3 separate regions of the Homo sapiens genome follow, and all the other regions are linked to region 3. The links are chromatin loops, found by intact Hi-C in ENCODE. Cell type or tissue: heart left ventricle. All regions are shown on one strand. Links, peaks and the distances in the headings refer to the core of each region. The heading gives the core; the rest is flanking DNA. Region 1 overlaps SYN3 (synapsin III). Region 2 overlaps SYN3 (synapsin III). Region 3 overlaps SYN3 (synapsin III).

What was found. Hi-C counts contacts between places; a loop is a spot of excess contacts. Peaks named below come from ENCODE experiments on the same cell type or tissue, not always from the same donor. Only the 100,000 strongest peaks of a DNase experiment are listed, where the experiment ranks them.
Region 1: it touches region 3 in a loop (18-fold over the local background); 55 of 110 quality-filtered maps call a loop at or near these places.
Region 2: it touches region 3 in a loop (13-fold over the local background); 90 of 110 quality-filtered maps call a loop at or near these places.

What each region holds. Positions count from the first base shown.
Region 1 is chr22:32,657,749-32,664,044 of GRCh38, forward strand. All of the region lies in intron 6 of SYN3 (synapsin III), which reads right to left. LOC105373002 (a long non-coding RNA gene) reads left to right here. Exons shown (of 4, transcript XR_938176.4): 4 at 2,976-6,296. Among named protein-coding and RNA genes, the nearest start is that of SYN3-AS1, 86 kb to the left of the region's middle. RefSeq lists an enhancer at 3,180-4,379. In heart left ventricle, for the core only: a CTCF peak has its summit at 2,667 (motif pointing right); DNase peaks (open chromatin) are centred at 2,663 and 3,663; H3K27ac peaks cover 1,060 bases.
Region 2 is chr22:32,525,651-32,531,946 of GRCh38, forward strand. It overlaps SYN3 (synapsin III), which reads right to left. Exons shown (of 14, transcript NM_003490.4): 11 at 3,224-3,358; 12 at 2,268-2,355. It overlaps LOC124905103 (a long non-coding RNA gene), which reads left to right and starts at 6,201. Exons shown (of 3, transcript XR_007068067.1): 1 at 6,201-6,296. RefSeq lists enhancers at 3,236-3,737, 3,738-4,237, 6,041-6,296. In heart left ventricle, for the core only: a CTCF peak has its summit at 3,450 (motif pointing right); DNase peaks (open chromatin) are centred at 3,491 and 4,119; H3K4me3 peaks cover 271 bases; H3K27ac peaks cover 2,371 bases.
Region 3 is chr22:32,998,034-33,004,329 of GRCh38, forward strand. All of the region lies in intron 2 of SYN3 (synapsin III), which reads right to left. Among named protein-coding and RNA genes, the nearest start is that of SYN3, 57 kb to the right of the region's middle. In heart left ventricle, for the core only: CTCF peaks have their summits at 2,853 (motif pointing left) and 3,053; a DNase peak (open chromatin) is centred at 2,838.

The DNA.
Region 1 (6,296 bases), core at 524-5,523, 340 kb before region 3:
AGGATCAGGCCAGCCCCTCCTCAATGCATGCCAGCCAGGCACAACCAAAGTGCAGACCTACAGCCCCCCAGTGGAGAATGGCCAAGGACCATGTCAGAAGACCTTCACCCTCTCTCCCCTTGCCACCCTAAGTCTCTGGCATTGTGCTGGCACCTTCAACAAACACTTCTCTTTCCCCTCCTGTCTTCCTAGGACAGTGTTTGCATCTTACTCATCCTGAATCTCCCTCAGTGCCCTGCAGAGAGTAAGTGCCTCACACAGTGCTTGATGAGTGGATGAAGGTAGCCTTGTTAAAGCCTCTGGGATGGATTTGAGGACGTTAAAGCATGCTGAGGGGGAGGAGAGAGAAAAAAGGAGGGTGGGCCGGGAGTCGGGAGGAGACCTCTCCATTCTTACGGTGAACAGGCCAAGTGAGGCAGAAGGAGAATAAAGGCAGAGCCTAGGGTGAGGGCAGGGGGGCTGCAGACACCCCTAGAGCCCAGGAGAAACCAAAGGAAGGTGGTCGGTGACGAGCAGGTGGGAGATCCCTGGGTAGGCTGTGCTGGCAGCACCCTGTGCTCATAGCTGGTGTTTGACTTCCCCCAACCCCGCTTTCGGGTGGATGGGTGAGAGAAGCAAGTGTGGCCCAGCAGGCTGCAGAGTGAGCTGGTGTCTGTGAGAGGCAGGGGTCCTCCTGGAGACTGGGCCTTGGGTCAGCGAGGGACATGCTGACCCTGCCTTGGCAGGTTAGAAGCTGGACAGCCAACAGCCCTTCCATGATGGCAAAAATACACATCTCTCACGCTCATTGAAGGCTTTGCAATTTACACAGGCTACAGGATGACTGTGGAGTCGCCCATCCCATCCATAAGGCATTTCAGGCAGGTACCATGATCAACAGATGCTATTACACCCCCATTTGATGAGTAAGGATGTTCGTGGTGACAATGGGATTTAGGGTGAACATGGGGTCGGGATGTGTACAAAGATGAGGGTGCACTTAACTTCCCCTACTGCTAAAAAAGGGACGTTGAGCTGGAGCTTGAAGAATGAGCTGTTGTCCATCTGAGGGAGAAGGCAGAGAAAGGACATTTCAGGCACAGTGAACATGTGTGAAAGGATGGGGGCGTGAGGAAGCATGTTATATGTAGCGATAATAACAGGAATGATTGCTAACATACATTGCGAGCATACCACATGACAGGCGCTATTCGGACTTCACATACTGAACTCAAATCCATTCTCACGACAGCCCAGTCTGGTAGATGCTAGCATGAACTCCATTTTATAGATGAGGAAATGAAGGCACAGGGAATTAAGTGATTTCCTTAAGGTCACAATGAGAGCAAGTGGTGAAGCCAGGACTGGAACCTACTTGAGGGACAGGCGTCCTAACAGTGTAACCAAGGTGAGTAAGGGCTAAGCAGGAAGGGATGAAGTATGTAGCTAAAGAGTTGGAGTGGGGTGATGATAAGGGAAGATATTTAGATTTTATCTAAGAAGCAATAGGGAGCCATTGATGGTCTAAGCAGAAGAGTGTTAGAAAGGTCCATGTGGCACAGGAAAGAGGGAAAATTGAGAGAGAGAATGAAGCCACGAAGAGTGTGCTGGGGAGACAGCCAGATCCTTTATTGTTACATGTAAGCCAGATTGCTTCTTCCATCTGGGTAACCATCACCCACTCTGGAGCTCAACTTCAGAACATGGGTTATACTATTTCACAAACTCTTCCTGGGAGACAAGAGCTCCACCTGGACCTGTGACATGACTGGTACCTCCCACATCACATTCTGTGCACCCAGTAACTGCATTTGGCTCTGTTTTCCTTGGATTGCTAGACATTCTTTACCTCTTTATTTAATGCACTAGGTGGTGTTCCTTTTCACCCTAGGAGCACAGGATAGTATTAGAGTCCTTGAAAAGGTGTTTCAGATATTCTTAGTGGGAAGCTCTTCCACTGGGTGTGACCCTGGACAAATGCCTCCTCCATACTTTTTTTGCTGCCTGTCTTGTTTCTCATATATACATGGGCAGGCAACCTGGATTCTGCCAGGCAACCAGGTGGCAAGTTGGCCCGCCCACCAGTCCCAGTTCTAAAGAGTGGCTGTGTGACTTTGGTGAAGTCACTGTGTCTCCCTGGGATGCATCTGAGAGGAAGGAGGCTGTACTAGACAATACAGGCAATACCTAAACTGTCCTCCAGCAAATCATGTTTGCTGTTTCCAGAATCTTTACTTCCGAGAGTCTAATTTTATTCAATGGTTCAATGTATATTTGTAGAGTCAGGCATGGTGCTAGGGATATGGTGGTGCAAGATAGAAAGAACCCTTGCTATCATTCTCACTGATCATATTCAGTAACTGATCCCATTGAACATCCATGCATTGAGCACCCATTACCTCCTGGATCTGCTGCTAGAGGCTATGAGAGGCATAGAGAAGATGAAGATATGGTGCCTGCTCTAAACTAGCTTTTCCTCCAAGTTCACCTCCTTAAAGGGAGACAGCCAGCTGAATGTGGTCAGGAGGACTCCTTAAAAGGCGCTCCTTTTGCTCATCACCTGTAACTTCAGTCAAATAAGTAGCCGTGCCAAACCTGGTTTCTTTGGGGCATGGCTTCCAGGTCAGTGCGTCTCTGACACTTGCCCCAGGTGCAGCAAAGTTGCGAAATGGACACGGCTCCGTGTGCCCACCAGATGGCGGCATTCTAGCATATTCCCTAACAGCTGGGGTCATTGAGAAACAGCACCCTGTGTTGGTGGAGGGAAGAGACCACTTCCTCTCTAATCCAGGGCCCATTCATACTGATCTTCTGGAAAGTTCTGGGGTTAAGGGGCTGGCGGGGAAGGAATGGTGGTCGGGCAAAGGAAAATGGCGCTAAATGCTCCATCCAACAAACATTTCTGGCTGCCTTCTGGAGCTCCCCTTGTCCCCAAGTCTGCATTTGGTGATAAATTTGCATCATTACTTATTTACCTGTCATTCTCTTTTGTCCAGTTGGCGCCATGTCTATTTCCTCTTGGGATCCATGGTGCCTACGCAGAGTCTGGCCCAGAGCAAGGATTAAGGGTCTTGGCCGAAAAAAAGTGAAGCTTATTTTAAGCAAGAACTTAAAACAGACTCTCACCTAAGGACCACCACCCAGGCGAGGGCTTCTTGGGCCATTAACATCCTTGACCTCAAAGATGGAAATTGCAAGATGGGAGACTGAGAGTGCCGTTCAAGGTTCCCTAATGTGAGCCATTGGAGACATGGCTGGGATCAACTTTAACCTATCTCTGCTCAAAAGGTGTCAACCTTGTCCACATCAGCCAGGATGTCAAGGTGGAGAGGATAGAAATTCCGGATCTGGCTGAGTCTAGTGCCCACCAGAGAAAACTTTGGCCTTTAATCTGGGATTTTTACATCATTTTCTTCTCTAACAGAGGGAGAGAGAGGGGCATGAGTTGGGTCCACCAATTGGGACAAGCAGGTCCAACCTGCTTCTCTGCTGTCTTCAATTCCATTCAGACCCCTACGCCCTGCTGCCTAGCACCTCCACCTTCCCCTCTGGGGCTCCAGCAAAGAGGAAGGCAGTCAGAACCACTCCAAAGGGTCCAATCTCCTTGCATTCCAGCCCTGGCCAAAGTCAGCCCGGGAACAAGTGGAGAGCCCCTCTTGAAGGAAGTGATTCAGAAACCATGATGGCCTGGCGGCCCGCCGTGACTCACAGCACATCAATGGGGGAATTGTCTGTAGAAGCCGAGAATTCCAAAGCTCTTTTCTTTCCTTTCTTACTTACTTTCTTTTTTTTCTTTCTTTCTTTCTTTTTTGCCCTCCCCTTGGCGGCATTGTGCAACAGCAGGGCTGCCCAGAAACATGTGGTTTTCATCATTGGCTCCACAGCTGCCCTAGAGCACTGTGGAGAAAATAAGATGGAGAGGGAACAGGATACAAGGGGACCTGTCGCGGTCAAGCAGGGTCCTTCTCTTTCCCCCCACCTTTCTTGTCAACACCAACATCCTCAAAGAGCATCTGGAACGGAAGGGAATAGAATTTTGGATCTGGGAGAAAACTTAGAGTATGTCTCATCCAATAACTCTATGTACAGATGAGGAAACTGAGGCCTCAAGAGGGGACGTAAGTGGCTTGGCAAATGTCCACAGCCAAGTTGCATCTTGCATCTTGCTGCAGTGACTGACTTTTCTTAGCCTCCAAGTCAGGAAATGTAGTTTGACAAAGGATAATTTTTTTCCATGGAATGTGACAGATGAAAAGTCATACCAAGTTTAGTTATAAATCTCTCCATTGTCCCTTTCCCCTTATCTACCAGTCTAGGGAGTCTGTTTTACCCGGAGTCATCTGTGGGGACACGTGCAAAATCTAAAGGTCTTTTTGCAGTTGTCATCTGATTGGTCATCTCTGTAGCATGTGAATTAATGTCCACAGGTTTCCAGGTATTCCCCCTATGCATCCACTCCTACCTCTGCAACGTCTCCTTTTCGGCATTCTTTTCTCCTCCCTTGGCTCTCAGATGCCTTAGTTCTATAGGGCTGTCTTATCTTAACTCATATCCATGTTCACGGTTTCAGTGGCTATCATTCAGCTGAGGACTCCCAAATCTTATCTATAGTCTGTTCATCATTCCTGAGCTACAGACGTGTACATACAGCTGCCTTCTCAGTGCCTTTCTTGGATTCCCCAGATGGAACTCATCATTTCCCTCCATAGCTCTTTGACTACTTTGATTTTATTACCAAGTAACTATGGGACCAATATAGTCAGTGTTCCAAAGCACATGCTTTGGCATCTTATTGACCTGGGCCTGACTCCCAGATATGCCACTTAACTGGCTACGGGTCTTTGGCCAAGTTACTGACCTTTCCAAGTTCCTCATCTGTAAAATGGGGGTAATAAAAATACCTACTTCATAAGGCTGTCATTAAGAGGAAATGAGTTAATACAATAGCATTAACACAATGCCTGGCACATAATAAATACTCAATTACTGCTGAGCTGTTATTTTTATTATGTACCTCAGCATCCTCCCAACTTGAGCCACACTGAATTCTTAGCACTTAAAATATTTACTGACCACATATGTGTTCCAAGCACTGTGCGTGGTATAGAATTACATGAGTGGATAGATGAATTTTCTGTTTTAAAATTGCCTTACAAAGTATCCCCATTTTACAGATGAGGAAGACAATCACTTTCTGAGAAAAGCAAACAACCAACCAAGAGATTCCCTCATGTTCCTTCTTACTAGCCAATAATTTATACTGAATATGATGACACAGAAAAAAAGAAAAAGGTAGGCCAATTCATAGTTCACTTTTCTTTTAGTCCTTACTTACTCAACAGTAAGCCTCAAGTAGAGGGGGTTGGAAGAATGTGTGTGCATCCAGAAGTGAAATAAAAACAGTTGAGTTAGTTTTGTGTAGCATGGTTGTGTAAGAGGAAACCCCTTTCGCTTGGCTCTCATTTTCTCTTGCTGCCGCCATGTAAGACGTGCCTTTCGCCTTCTGCCATGATTGTGAGGCCTCCCCAGCCATGTGAAACTGTAAGCCCATTCAACTTGTTTTTCTTTTCTTTTCTTCTCTTTTTTTTTTTTTTTGAGTCTCACTCTGTCGCCCAGGCTGGAGTGCAGTGGCGCCATCTTGGCTCACTGCAAGCTCCGCCTCCCGGGTTCACGCCATTCTCCTGCCTCAGCCGCCCGAATAGCTGGGAGTATAGGCACCCACCACCACGCCCGGCTAATTTTTTGTATTTTTAGTAGAGACGGGGTTTCACCGTGTTAGCCAGCATGGTCTCGATCTCCTGACCTCGTGATCCACCTGCCTCGGCCTCCCAAAGTGCTGGGATTACAGGCATGAGCCACCACGCCCAGCCTAAACCTCTTTTTCTTTATAAGTTACCCAGTCTCGGGTATGTCTTTATTAGCAGTGTGGGAACTGACTAATACAGCATGTAGGAACTATGAAATATGAATTGTGTAATTTTATTGATTCTGCTTATGAGTTCAATGTTTTCATATTTGCATTTAAAATTTTGCATTGCACAATGTAAAAGTAAATGGTAAAATCCACGTGAATAATGTAAAATTTCATTTATTTATTTTACCTAGAATGATATTAAATAGCAATTAAAACAGCATTATGACAAGTCAAGAGAGAGATAGTGGAAGGAAAGAAAAAGCTTTATATTTAGTATCTTTAACAGCATTCCCCCCCCACACTGCACATTTTGAAAAAGGGATCCTGCAAATTATGTAGCCATCCCTGACTAAGATAGGGAAATGTCTTTGAATTTTAGACTTGAGAAGAGACTATGAAAAGT
Region 2 (6,296 bases), core at 483-5,482, 470 kb before region 3:
CAGTGAGCGGAGATCACGCCATAGCACTCCAGCCTGGGCGACAAGGAGACTCCGTCTCAAAAAAAAAAAAAAAAATGCTATGAAGATTGATGAAAAGACAACAAAAGGATTTAGAATATTACGTAAACTTAGTTGATAAAGCAGCAGCAGGTTTTGCGAGGACTGACTTCAAGTTTGAAAGAAGTTCTACTATGGGTAAAATGCTATCACACAGCATCACGTACTGCAGAGAAATCTTGTGTGAAAGGGTGAGTCAATGCATGCAGCTAACTTCACTGTTGCCTTATTTTTATAAATTGCCTCAGTCACCCCTTGCTTCAACAACCAGTACCCTGATCAGTAAGCAGCCATCAGTATTGAGGCAAGACCCTCCATCAGCAGAAAGGTTACTATTCACCTAGGGCTCAGACGATTGTTAGTAATAAAGTATTTTATCATTAAGGTATGTACTTTGTTTTTTTCAGACATAATGCTATTGTACTTAAGAGACTACAGTGTAGTGTAAACATAGCTTTTATATGCACCAAAAAATTTGTGTGACTCCCTTTATTCTGATATTTACTATATACTGGGGTGGTCTTGAACCGAACCAGCAATATCTCTGAGGTATGTCTGTACACAGTTGTGTACAATTATACAATTTCCCTTTTCTTAAAAATATCTCCTGCTTTTCCAGAAGGAGAAACACAAACAAGAAAAATGAATGGGACATTTTATCTAAGACCTGTGGAAGAGGAAGCCATTTGGTGGCCAAGGTTGACTTTTTTTCACAAAGTAATGAATCTGTTGCTTTTAATAATAGTGACTGGGAAGGCCACAACATGATAGTAATGCCTTCTTTCTGATATATATATATAATTTATTTATTTTATTTTGTTTTTTTGAGATGGAATCTCCCTCTATCGCCCAGGGTGGAGTGCAGTGGCGCAATCTCGGCTCACTGCAACCTCCGCCTCCTGGGTTCAAGCGATTCTCCTGCCTCAGCCTCCCGAGTAGCTGGGATTACAGGTGCACACCACCACCACATCTGGCTAGTTTTTTTGTATTTTTAGTACTGATGGGGTTTCACCATATTGGCTAGGCTGGTCTCGAACTCCTGACCTCGTGATCCGCCCGCCTCGGCCTCCCAAAGTGCTGGGATTACAGGCCTGAGCTACCGCGCCCGGCCTCTGATAGGTTTTTAAGAAGATCCTTAAAAGATTGCAGCGAGACTGCCTGCTTTGGTTTCTTGGTGCACAGGTGCTCTGAAGCTCCATGCTGGTGCCAGAGCGAGTGTGCCCAGGAGGTTTTGATTGCAAGAGAGGATACGGGGCGGATTTCTCTCAAGACTGCATGCAAGAATATCAGAGCAGCTGATATTCTTTGAGAAAGTTAGTTAGCCATTGCCCTGATTGCTTTTCATCTTTTTACAATAGTTTGTCCATTCTCTAATAAGTGGTGGAATGTAGTAATGCTGGAATATATTTGAGGAGGAATTTCAATGGCCAAGGTTTTATAGATGATCTTCCCTTTTTCTATCTTTCTTACTCTAGCTGGTCGACTCACAAATCTATCATCAGGCACCACTCATTGAAATGAATAAACACTTCCTAGGTTTGAAAGGTCTGAAAGGCCAGACTTGTAAATCTACCATTTTCTGCCTCCTTGGGCAAAGCCTCAACTTTTACCTCGCAGTAGAAAGGCTCACGCCTGTAATCCCAGCACTTTGGGAGGCTGAGGTGGGCGGATCACCTGAGGTCAGGAATTTGAGACCAGCCTGGCCAACATGGTGAAACCCCATCTCTACTAATACTACAAAAATTAGCTGGGCGTGGCGGTGTGCACCTGTAATCCCAGCTACTCAGGAGGCTGAGGCAGGAGAATCACTTGAACCTGGGAGGTGGAGGATGCAGTGAGCCGAGATCGCACCACTGCACTCCAGCCTGGCGACAGAGCAAGACTCTGTCTCAAAAGAAAAAAAAAAAAAAGGAAATAATGACATTTTCACTGCAGGACGGCTGGGAAAATAAAAGTGAGAAAATAGGTGGGACATTCCCTGGCACAGTGCTTGGTGCATATTAGGTTCTTAATAAATTAACCTTCTATTTCCCTTCTCCTTTCTTGACTTTTTAAAGAGTTTGACCAACCCCATAGTCTCATTCATTCTGTGGATAAAGTATTCAGGTGCATTTTCCCAGAGCCCCTTGTGGGAATCACATGTGGATCCCTCGGTGCATTTCAGCACCCTCACTGCATGCTTTCTTGCAGTGGCTCGTCCTGGGTCATACCTTGCGGAGGTGGGCGTGGCTGGGGCTGGCCTAGCTGAGGCCCCAGCTGGGCTTGCCCTGGGGATTTCGCTGATTTAATCTGTGGAGCCTAGAGCAGAAGAGAAAAGAAGCCTGTTGGTATCACCACAGCCCTTTACTTCCTGGGTGAGAGGGCAGCATTTATGAAGATCTTTTTATCATTGAGAAGAGACTCTTACACATAAAGTGTACAGTTCTGGAGTATACAGTGTAGTGAAGTTCTATATGTGTATACGTCGGTGTAACCACTGCCCAGATCAAAACAGAGGGCATTCTCTGCGATAAAGCCTGCCCCGTGCCCCTTCCCAGCCAGCAGCCCCGTCAGTATAATAACTACGATTCTGATGTTTGTTATCATAGATTACTTTCTGTGGGGAAATCTGGGGTGGGAGGTGGAAGTTTGGGGACTTGCTTTTACATAAAGCTGGGGAGCTGGCAAATTCTTTGGAGAGCAGTCTGGTAATCCATGGTGGGAACTGTGGAGGGGAGGAGCGACGTGGGAGCTCATCGAGGTTGGGGAAAATGGGAGACACAATAGCGTCCATTGACTGGTTCCCTGGGAGCACACAGAGGGCTTGTGTGTCCATATGCTCTCGCACACGCACGCACACACATCCTGCTCAGGCCCAGCACCGAGGGCACAGAAGGGACAGCAGTCGATCATCTCTGCCCACAGTGCCCAAAGGCCATTTGAGACAAGATTGTTCTCCCCAGGATGGTGAAGAAGGGAAGGGGCCTCTGAAAGCCTCCTCAATTCACTTACTGGGGCAGGCTGTGAAAGCTCTCCCCAATGTCTGGCCTTCGTCCACACCCCCATTCCTTCTCCCCAAGGTGGTTTCTTCCTGGGGGTATCCCCTTTGGATCCAGGGGCTCCCCATTTCCAGACAGCCTGGCATTTCTCATGGCTATAAAGTCTCCTTTGATCGTGAGGGTCTTACCCAAGGTCTGAGGGGGGAGGGCGCTGTGCCTCCTGGCATCGGGAGCTGGCTCATTTTGGAGACAACAAGGTCGGCCATCAGCTGTCTGTCCTCTTCCACATGCTCTCCAATCAGCGGCATTGAGCTGTCCATTACCTGTGGGGAGGAAGGGAGAGCTGAGGGACCCCCATGCCAGGAGAGATGGCGGTTGGGCATCACATCCCAGAAGTGGGGGCTCAGGGCTCAGGACAGAAGTGACCACCAGATGGCGATGTCCTCCATGCAAATCACCTCCAGCTGGGACTGGCCGGCAGCGACATCAGTTCCCTTCGGTTCAGTCTAAACCACTCCCTGGAGGTAGTTCAATTCGGCCCACGTTTGCTGGATGACAGCAATGCGACAAGGGCCAGGGAGCCTCTGCCGACCTTTTCTGTGCTTTTCTTTGGGGAGCCGCTCTCCGCCCCCTCCTTTCTCACCCTGGCCCCCTCCCAGGGTCGGGGCTGGCCACCTCTCCTTTGGCCCCAGGTCAAGGCTGCTTTCCACAAAGCAGAAACAGTAAAGGTGGGGGCTTGATCATGACAAAAATATGACGCGGGCTGGAGTTGACCCAGGGTTCAGAGGAAAGAGGGAAGAGGAAAGGCCTGTTTTCCGAGGCCCTGGCAAAACACAGGCGGGAGGGAAAAGCATTCCACAGGGAGCTGGGCTGTTCTCAAAGTGCTTCTATCGGGAGGAACCTGAGGGATCCGAGTTTCCCCTTCTGCTGTTTTTACAAATAGAGCAACTGAGGCCCAGAGATGGGAGGGGACTTGCCCAAGGTCACACAGGCCAATGCTCCACGTGATTCCCTGGGCATGGGAAGCTATGGGAGATCTGGAAGGGGTGTCTGTCAGGCCTTGGCGCATCTGCGGAACAGCTGGCCGCGTCACCCTCTCTGCTCCACTGCAGGAGTCGGCGGCCTGCATTCACCCACGCCACCCCATCAGACTCACCGTCTTGTCTCCCCTGTTCCCACGCTCTGGACATATTAGGTTTTCTCTCTCCTCCAGGTTCTTATGTAATCCCTCTACCCACTCCTTACCTGGCCAACTCCTTTCATCCAACAGGGAACAGCTAACTAGGTCTTCCTCCAGGAAGCCCTCTCTGATAGTGCAAGCTCTGACGAGCCACCTGACAACTGTATCCTGCCGTTCTCACCTGGTTTCACACGGGACAGCTTATCCACGGCACTGTCACCCCTTGCTTACTATGTCTCCACCACCAGACTGGGAGCCCCCAAGGTTAGGAATGGGCCCCGTGTCCTGCTAAGCAGGTGTGCCCTCCACAGACACCTGTTTAGTGGAGGAATAAGACGCCCTTGTGATAAGCCCGGCTCATAAGGATAAGGATACTAAGAAGCGCCGTATTTTATGGGGCATTTCCTACGTGCTACGCTCTATTCTAAGCATTGGGTGTGGAGGATCTCTCATAAACCTCAGAATAGCTCTTTGAGGCAGTACTATTATCCTCATTGTAATCAAGAGGAAGCAGAGGGTCAAAGAAGTGGCAAGGTCAAGGACACAGCACTGGCAACCCACGGTCCTCCCACTGCATCAGGCTAATTCCCACCAAGCACTGGAACAGCACACCAGGGTAGGAACTGAGAAGAGGGAACCTGGGTTCCAGGCTTGGCTTCTGCTGTGTATTTGCTCTGTGATCTTGGGCAAGTTTCTTTTCCTCTACGGGCCTATTTTTTTTTTTTTTTTTCTCAACAGTGAACTGAGGGATCTGGGCAGCTGCTAAGACCCTTCCAGCTGGGACTTGTAGGGATCTGTGAGTTTAAGCACCCACTTTGATTAGGAAACTGAAAAGCTAGCTTAAGAATGTGAATACTGGCTGGGCGCGGTGGCTCACGCCTGTAATCCCAGCACTTTGGGAGGCCGGGGCGGGCGGATCACGAGGTCAGGAGATTGAGACCATCCTGGCCAACACGGTGAAACCCCGTCTCTACTAAAAATACAAAAAAAATTAGCCGGGCGTGGTGGCAGGTGCCTGTAATCCCAGCTACTCGGGAGGCTGAGGCAGGAGAATCGCTTGAACCTGGGAGTGTCGGAGGTTGCAGTGAGCCAAGTTGCTCTATTTGTAAGAAGAGCAGAAGGGGAAACTAGGATCCCTCAGGCTCCTCCCCATAGAAGCACTTTGAGAATAGCCCAGCTCCCTGTGGAACGCGTTTCCCTCCCGCCTGGGTTTTGCCAGGGCCCCGGAAAACAGGCCTTTCCTCTTCCCTCTTTCCCCTGGCGACAGAATGAGACCCCGTCTCAAAAAAAAAAAAAAAAAAAAAAAAAAAAAAGAATGTGAGTACTGCTTCTAGCAGGGTCCTGAGCTCTGCGCAGGTCGTACCTGGGACTGAGGCCTCCTGGATCCCAGCGCCCCAGACAGGGACAGTCTCTCAGTCACCACTGGCTGAGCTCTGACTGTGGAGTCTGCCGCGAAGGTACACAGGCTTGCTGCACCCTGCCTGTCCTCTCTCCCCCTGCCCCTGCCAACCCCATTTTATTCTGGTCTCTGTTTCCTACATTCCCTGCAGTGGAAAACAGCCACCGCAAGGAACCTGAGGTTCATTTTGGAATCCCCACGGTAGAGACAGCCAAAGGAAGTGGCCACCCTCGTCTCCCCAGGGAAACATTTTTCCAGTGAGCAATGTCATTCCCCGGACAAGGTCAGAGAGGACAAGTTCAAGGGTCTTTTCCCCTGAGTATTTCACTGTGAGCCTCTTCACAAAACATTTCACACACATTTTCAGTTCTCACCACAGAGATGGCTGAAGAAACCAGTGTTTTGGGATCTCTTCTGCCTTTTTTTTTTTCCCTTACTGGGGGAAAATACCTTTTATATTTCTGGTAACAAGCTTCCCATCTCCCCTGACCCCACTCCAAACTCAAAAGCAAAGGAAACAACTCTGCAATGTTTCTGCGAGGAAAAAAAAAATCTGAAAAGCTATCTTTCATTTTTCCCCTGGAACATTCTTGGGAGACGTTGTTTTCTTATTTTTTGAAGTCCGAGCCCACTACTTTTACTTTTTTTTTTTTTTTTTTAATGTGAAAGGTCTTTCATCCCC
Region 3 (6,296 bases), core at 629-5,628:
AAAAAAAAAAGAATGCCACCAATGTCATTCCTCAGTTTGATTGTCACACCCCCAACCTTGTCATTGCCAATAACGCACCACCTCCCAAATTCCTCATTCAGTCAACAGGCATTTCCTACGTACCTATTATCTGCCCTGTTCTAGGCATGGGCAAATACAGACACCATGTAGAAGTGGGTGGGCAGATAGGTGATGATCATACAGCGTAATAACTCTTGGAAAATCTAGAAATGCACAAGGTGCTTACCAATGGGTGTCATTAATCCTTGTTTGGTAGGAAGGTGTAGTCTGATATTCTCTCCACCAGATGGATGGTAGCTGAGGAGGGTTTCAGAGGGTTTCAAACCAAGGACACCCTTTTAATTTCTTACCCAACAAATAAAAGAAAAAAGAAACCATTGGGAAGGGTGGGCAATAACAGCAAAGATAGCAATAGATCATTGCGGAAATGGAAGAGCAGATTTTCTGAGAAAAAGGCTACCAGCAGAGTAAGAGGACAGGAGAGCCAGGGCTCCAGAGGCCACCCAGGGAGGACCGCAGTGACCTGGGGAGGAACAGCTTCTATTCGCTGCTCCCCCAACAGCCCTCCTCCCCATTCTATCCAGGCTCCAGAGACCTTGTAGGATAAACTGAGGGCAGGGAGGTACACCAACTCCACCTGTCTTTTTTATTTTTTGGGTCATGTTAAAGGTTTTGATTTTGAAAATCAAACCTGGGATTCTGGTACATTCTATAGAAATAGTAAAAAAAAAAAAAAAAAAAAAAACAAAAGTCCCTCCATCCTCCTTTTTAAAAACAATTTCAAATAGCAGCCTTACAGTGACTCTGGCATCCTGGTAAGTAAAGAGCCAAGATTTTATACAGAAGTGAATAAAAATAGAAACTCCTCCACCGTGTGTTCTGTGTTCCTGAACCCTAAGGTGAGGTGAGCTTCAGACTCCACTATGCCCAGTACAAGTTATCCTGCTTGGACTAAGGTAGGGCAATGACATATGCTAACTGAACAGTTACTGTGTGTTGAGCTCCAGGGACATTAGGAAGAGTAAGAGACAGGCCTTGTTCTTGCAGAAGAGACGATTATAATACAGATACAGTGTGGTATGTGCGCCTGCATGATGCGCCAGCATGATGAAGTGTGTTTTAAGTTACACAAGGGAGGTCGATATTAACACTGCAGGGTGGGGTGTGTCAGGGAAGAATTCTCAGAAGAGGGGACACCTGAGCAGGATTTCAAACATGAATGGAAACTTGCCAGGTGTACAAGATAGGGAAGGGTATTCCAGGTAACAGGGAACAGAATGTACTAAGGCGGAAAGGTGTGTTTGAGAACTACAAGTGGCTTACTCTTCCTGCAGAATAAACAGGACAGGGCCAGTCACGGTGGCTCACGCCTATAATCCCAGCACTCCGGGAGGCCGAGGCAGGCAGATCACTTGAGGTCAGGAGTTCGAGATCAACCTGGCCAACAAGATGAAACCGTCTCTACTAAAAATACAAAAATTAGCTGGGCGTGGTGGCCTGTGCCTGCAATCCCAGACCCCCAGGAGGCTGGGGCATGAAAATCACTTAAACCTCGGAGGTGGAGGTTGCAGTGAGCTGAGATTGCGCCATTCCACTCCAGCCTAGGCAACACAATGAGACTCTGTCTCTAAAAAACAAAAACAAAACAAAACAAAAACAAACAATAAAAGCACAGGAAGCAGAGCTGGAGGCAGAACTAGAGGGAGGGCAGGGCAGGCATGCTTATGACTTTGAGGGCAACGATTCCCCCACCACAGGATTATATTAATAAAACGAGATGCATGGGGAGGGGGCAGGCAGGAGCAAAGTGAAACTGGTCAGATTTGTGTTTCAGAAAGATGACCCTTGGGTAGTCCCATGGAAGGTAACCAGAAGGTGAACTCAAGATGGGAGGTTTCAGACCAGTGAAGCTGCTGGAAAATTCTAGGCAAGATAAGCAGTGGAGTGGCAGTGGGGCTGAAGAGAACTGAGTTTGATATCAATTAATTATAATTCTCCTTTCCCTTGTGGTTCTCAAATCTACAGATGAGGCTGGGCACGGTGGCTCACACCTGTAATCTCAGCACTTTGGGAAGCCGAAGTGGGAGGATCGCTTCAGCCCAGGAGTTCAAGACAAGCCTAGGCAACACAGTGAAACCCCACCTCATTTAAAAACAAACAAACTGCTGATTGTCCCCCACCATCCCAGAGGAGAGCATCACCTTTAGTTCAGACCTATCCGGAGCCAGGCCTTACATCCTTGCCTAGCCAGGCTGGTCTCCTCAGGCACCCCCAACAGGAGAGAGTATCTTTAAATGCCTGGCCATGAGTTCTCCCAGCAAAGACGGCTTTGAGACCCTCTATTTCTCCTGAAGATGAAAGGTCTCTCTCCAGGTCACTGGCCAGGTTTTGGATCGTCCTCAAGGGACCCAGGCTGACTCAGAGTCTACAAGCTGGACACATCAGGCAGGGAAGAGTGGTATCCTGCAATTACCCCACCTGTCCACAACAAAACCTGATTCTACTGGAAGGCCCTGGACCAGGAATGGGAAGACAGAGAAACGTCTGTCTTCCTGAGAAGGGCTGAGAAGGGTAGAAAAGGGGGCAGCATCATCGTCCCCGTTGGGGTTGGGGTGGGTTCACTGTCTGTCCAGACTGCAGCTCCTCTCCCCTTCATTATCATCTGAAAGGGGAAAGAAGGGGGCCCTGTGAGCTGGCTTCTTCCCTTTAACCACTTCCTCCCCTGGGAGACAGCTCACACAGTGCAGGAGGGGCTGGGGAGGGGGCTGGCCCAGAGGCACCAGACTCTGCAGAACCACCCAGGCATTGTGGGGCTGCCCTGCCACCTGCTGGCCGCTCCTGGTGGCAGGGGACAGGCATTTTTCCGGGATTCTTCAGGACAGGACCGAGACTCTAAGGCAGTCAGCATCAATTTGGAGAAAGCCGGGAAAGTGTTGCGATTCAGAGAGGTTAGGAAGTTCGTGAAGAATCTAGGATGGAGTTCTGTGGGAGAAGCTGTATGTTGGTGGTAGGAAGTCTCTGTCACAAACATCTAATAATTGCAGGGCCAACTGCCAGATGAGTTAATGAGTCTTAGTTTCTTACTTCTCCCCTTTTTCACCCACTGAGGGGCAAGAACACCATAAACAAAGACTGTTGAGTCCCAATTAAAGTGTGGCCATAGGACGAATGATTGAAATATATTGGGAAAAACTCCTCTGGCCAAAGCTGTGTCCCTACCCTTGCACACAGCCTAAAATTCACACACTGGTCCTTCCTGTGGAATAGAGAGACTGAACATCAAATTCAAAATTTAAATGTTATGTCTGAGGCCACTCATTGCATTTCAACCTCATTCACTGTTCCCCTACCCTACTGTATACCACATGGACACTGGAGGGACAGATATTAATAAGACCCAACTTTATCACCCAGGACCTACAGGGAAGAGTGACCAACGGACCAATGGGTTAAATAAATAGCACAATGGGATAAATCCTAATCCAGACTGCCCTGTATATTTGGCATGAAGAAATTAAACAGGCATGCCTACAAGGGGCTACTGTTAAGATGATTAATGTTACACAGGAAGGATCACAATAGTCAGCAATAATAATATACACTTATGCAGTACTTACTGTCTACCAGGCACATCCCATGCACTGTTATACTAACTCAGATCTTAACCCTACTTACATACATTAACTCTATGACATAGGTACTATCATTATTCCCATTTAGGTGCAGTAATTTACAAAGGTCATTAGTCACTTCAGGGTAGAGATGGAATTTCAACCCAGATAGCCTAGCTCTGATGTCTGTATTCTTAACATTGCACCATACTGCCATTTATTAAGTTCAACCTCCATGCAAAGACGTAACTTCCCTGACAAACAGCTGAGCCAGGGATAACACAGCTAGCAGAGAACACTCAAAATCAAGGTCAAATGTTGGGATGAAGAGAGAGAGAAAACTTCAAGGGCCATGCAGGCATTTTGACTACCAGGCAGATGGGCATTGTTCAGGGCAGAGGGCCTAAAAGAAACACCCCGGCAGACATCAACCACTAAGCTCAGAGCCTAATAGTGATGCTTTACATAAACACATAAGCAGAGACAAACAAAGTTTCATGATAAATACCCTTAAGCAAGCAGCAACACCTAAGATGATTCACACTGGATCGGAAGACAGGTGATTCACATGACCAATCTGGTTAAGAAGAGGCAATTTCTGAGCAGGAAGCAGTAAAGTCAGACTGATGGTCTGAATCTGCTGAACATACTTTAATGTTGACTTTACATAGAGTATGCATTAAAAACTATAAATAGCACCAGGTGCGGTGGCTCACACCTGTAATCTCAGCATTTTGGGAGGCCGAGGTGGGCAGATCATGAGGTCAGGAGATCGAGACCCTCCTGGCTAACATGGTGAAACCCTGTCTACAGTAAAAATACAAAAAAATTACCCGGGCGTGGTGGCGCCTGCCTGTAGTCCCAGCTACTTGGGAGGCTGAGGCAAAAGAATCACTTGAACCTGGGAGGTGGAGGTTGCAGTAAGCTGAGATCGTGCCACTGCACTACAGCCTGGGCAAGAGAGCAAGACTCCATCTCAAAAAAACAAAACAAAACAAAAAAAACTATAAATAGCAAAGCATAGATTTAATCATTCCCAAACTAAGTTAATGTCTCAAGGAGTGAATGAGTGTATATACATGCACATTGGACTAACAGAGCATCTGGCACATTTAATGAATGGGATGCATTCATTTATTCAGTTAATACATAGTTACTTGGTGCCTACTGATACGGTTTGACTGTGTACTCACCCAAATCTTATCTTAAACTGTAGTTCCCATAATCTCTATGTGTTGTGGGAGGGATTCAGTGGGAAGTAATTGAACCATGGGGGCAGTTACCCCCATGCTGCTGCTCTTGTGGTAGCGAGTTCTCACAAGAGCTGATGGTTTTATAATGTGCTTCCCCCTTCACTTGGCACTCATTCATTCTCTCTCCTGCCACCCTGTGAAGAGGTGGCTTCTGCCATGATTGTAAGTTTCCTGAGGCCTCCCCAGCCATGTGGAACTGTGAGTCAATTAAACCCGTTTTCCTTTATAAATTACCCAGTCTCAGGTAGTTCTTTATAGCAGTGTGAGAATGGACTAATATAGTAAATTGGTACCCCAGAGAGTGGGATGCTTCTGTAAAGATACCCAAAAATGTGTAAGTGACTTTGGAACTGGATGACAGGCAGAAGTTGGAACAGTTTGGAGGGCTCAGAAGAAGACAGGAAAATATGGGAAAGTTTGGAACTTCCTAGAGGCTTGGAGGGCTCAGAAGACAAGAAGACGTGGGAAAGTTTGAAACTTCCCAGAGACTTGTTGAATGGTTTTGACCAAAATTCTGATGGTGATATGGATAATGAAGTCCAGGTTGAGGTGGTCTCAGATGGAGATGAAAAACTTTTTGGGAACTGGAGTAAAGGTCACTCTTGCTATGCAAAGAGACTGGCAGCATTTTGCCCCGGCCCTAGAGATCTGTGGAACTTTGAACTTGAGAGAGATGATTTAGGGTATCTGGCAGAAGAAATTTCTAAGCAGCAAAGCATTCAAGAGGAAGCAGAGCATAAAAGTTTGAAAAATTTGCAGCCTGACAATGTGATAGAAAAGAAAAATCCATTTGCTGGGGAGAAATTCAAGCCCACTGCAGAAATTTGCATAAGTAACAAGGAGCCGAATGTTTATTACCAAGACAATGGGGAAAATGTCTCTAGGGCATGTCAGAGACCTTGGGGGCAGCCCCTCCAATCACATGCCAGGAGGCCTAGGAGGGAAGAATGGTTTCATAGGCTGGGTCCAGGGCCCTCCCTCCTGTGTGCAGTATCAGGACTTGGTGCCTGTGTCGCAGCCACTTCAGCTGTGGCTAAAAGAGACCAAGGTACAGCTGAGGCTGTTGCTTCAGAGGGTGCAAGCCCCAAGCCTTGGCACCTTCCACATGGTGCTGGCCCTGCGGATGCACAGAAGTATTCAGGTTTGGGAACCTCTGCCTAGATTTCAGAGGATGTATGGAAACACTTGGGTGTCCAGGCAGAAGTTTGCTGCAGGGGTGGGGCCCTCATGGAGAACCTCTGCTAGGGCAGTGGGGATGGGAAATGTGGGGTTGGAGCCCCCACACAGAGTCCCCACTGTGGCACTGCCTAGTGGAGCTGTAAGAAGAGGGCTACTGTCTTCCAGACCCCAGAATGGTAGATCCACTGACACTTCACACTGTGAGCCTGGAAAAGACACAACGCCAGCCTGT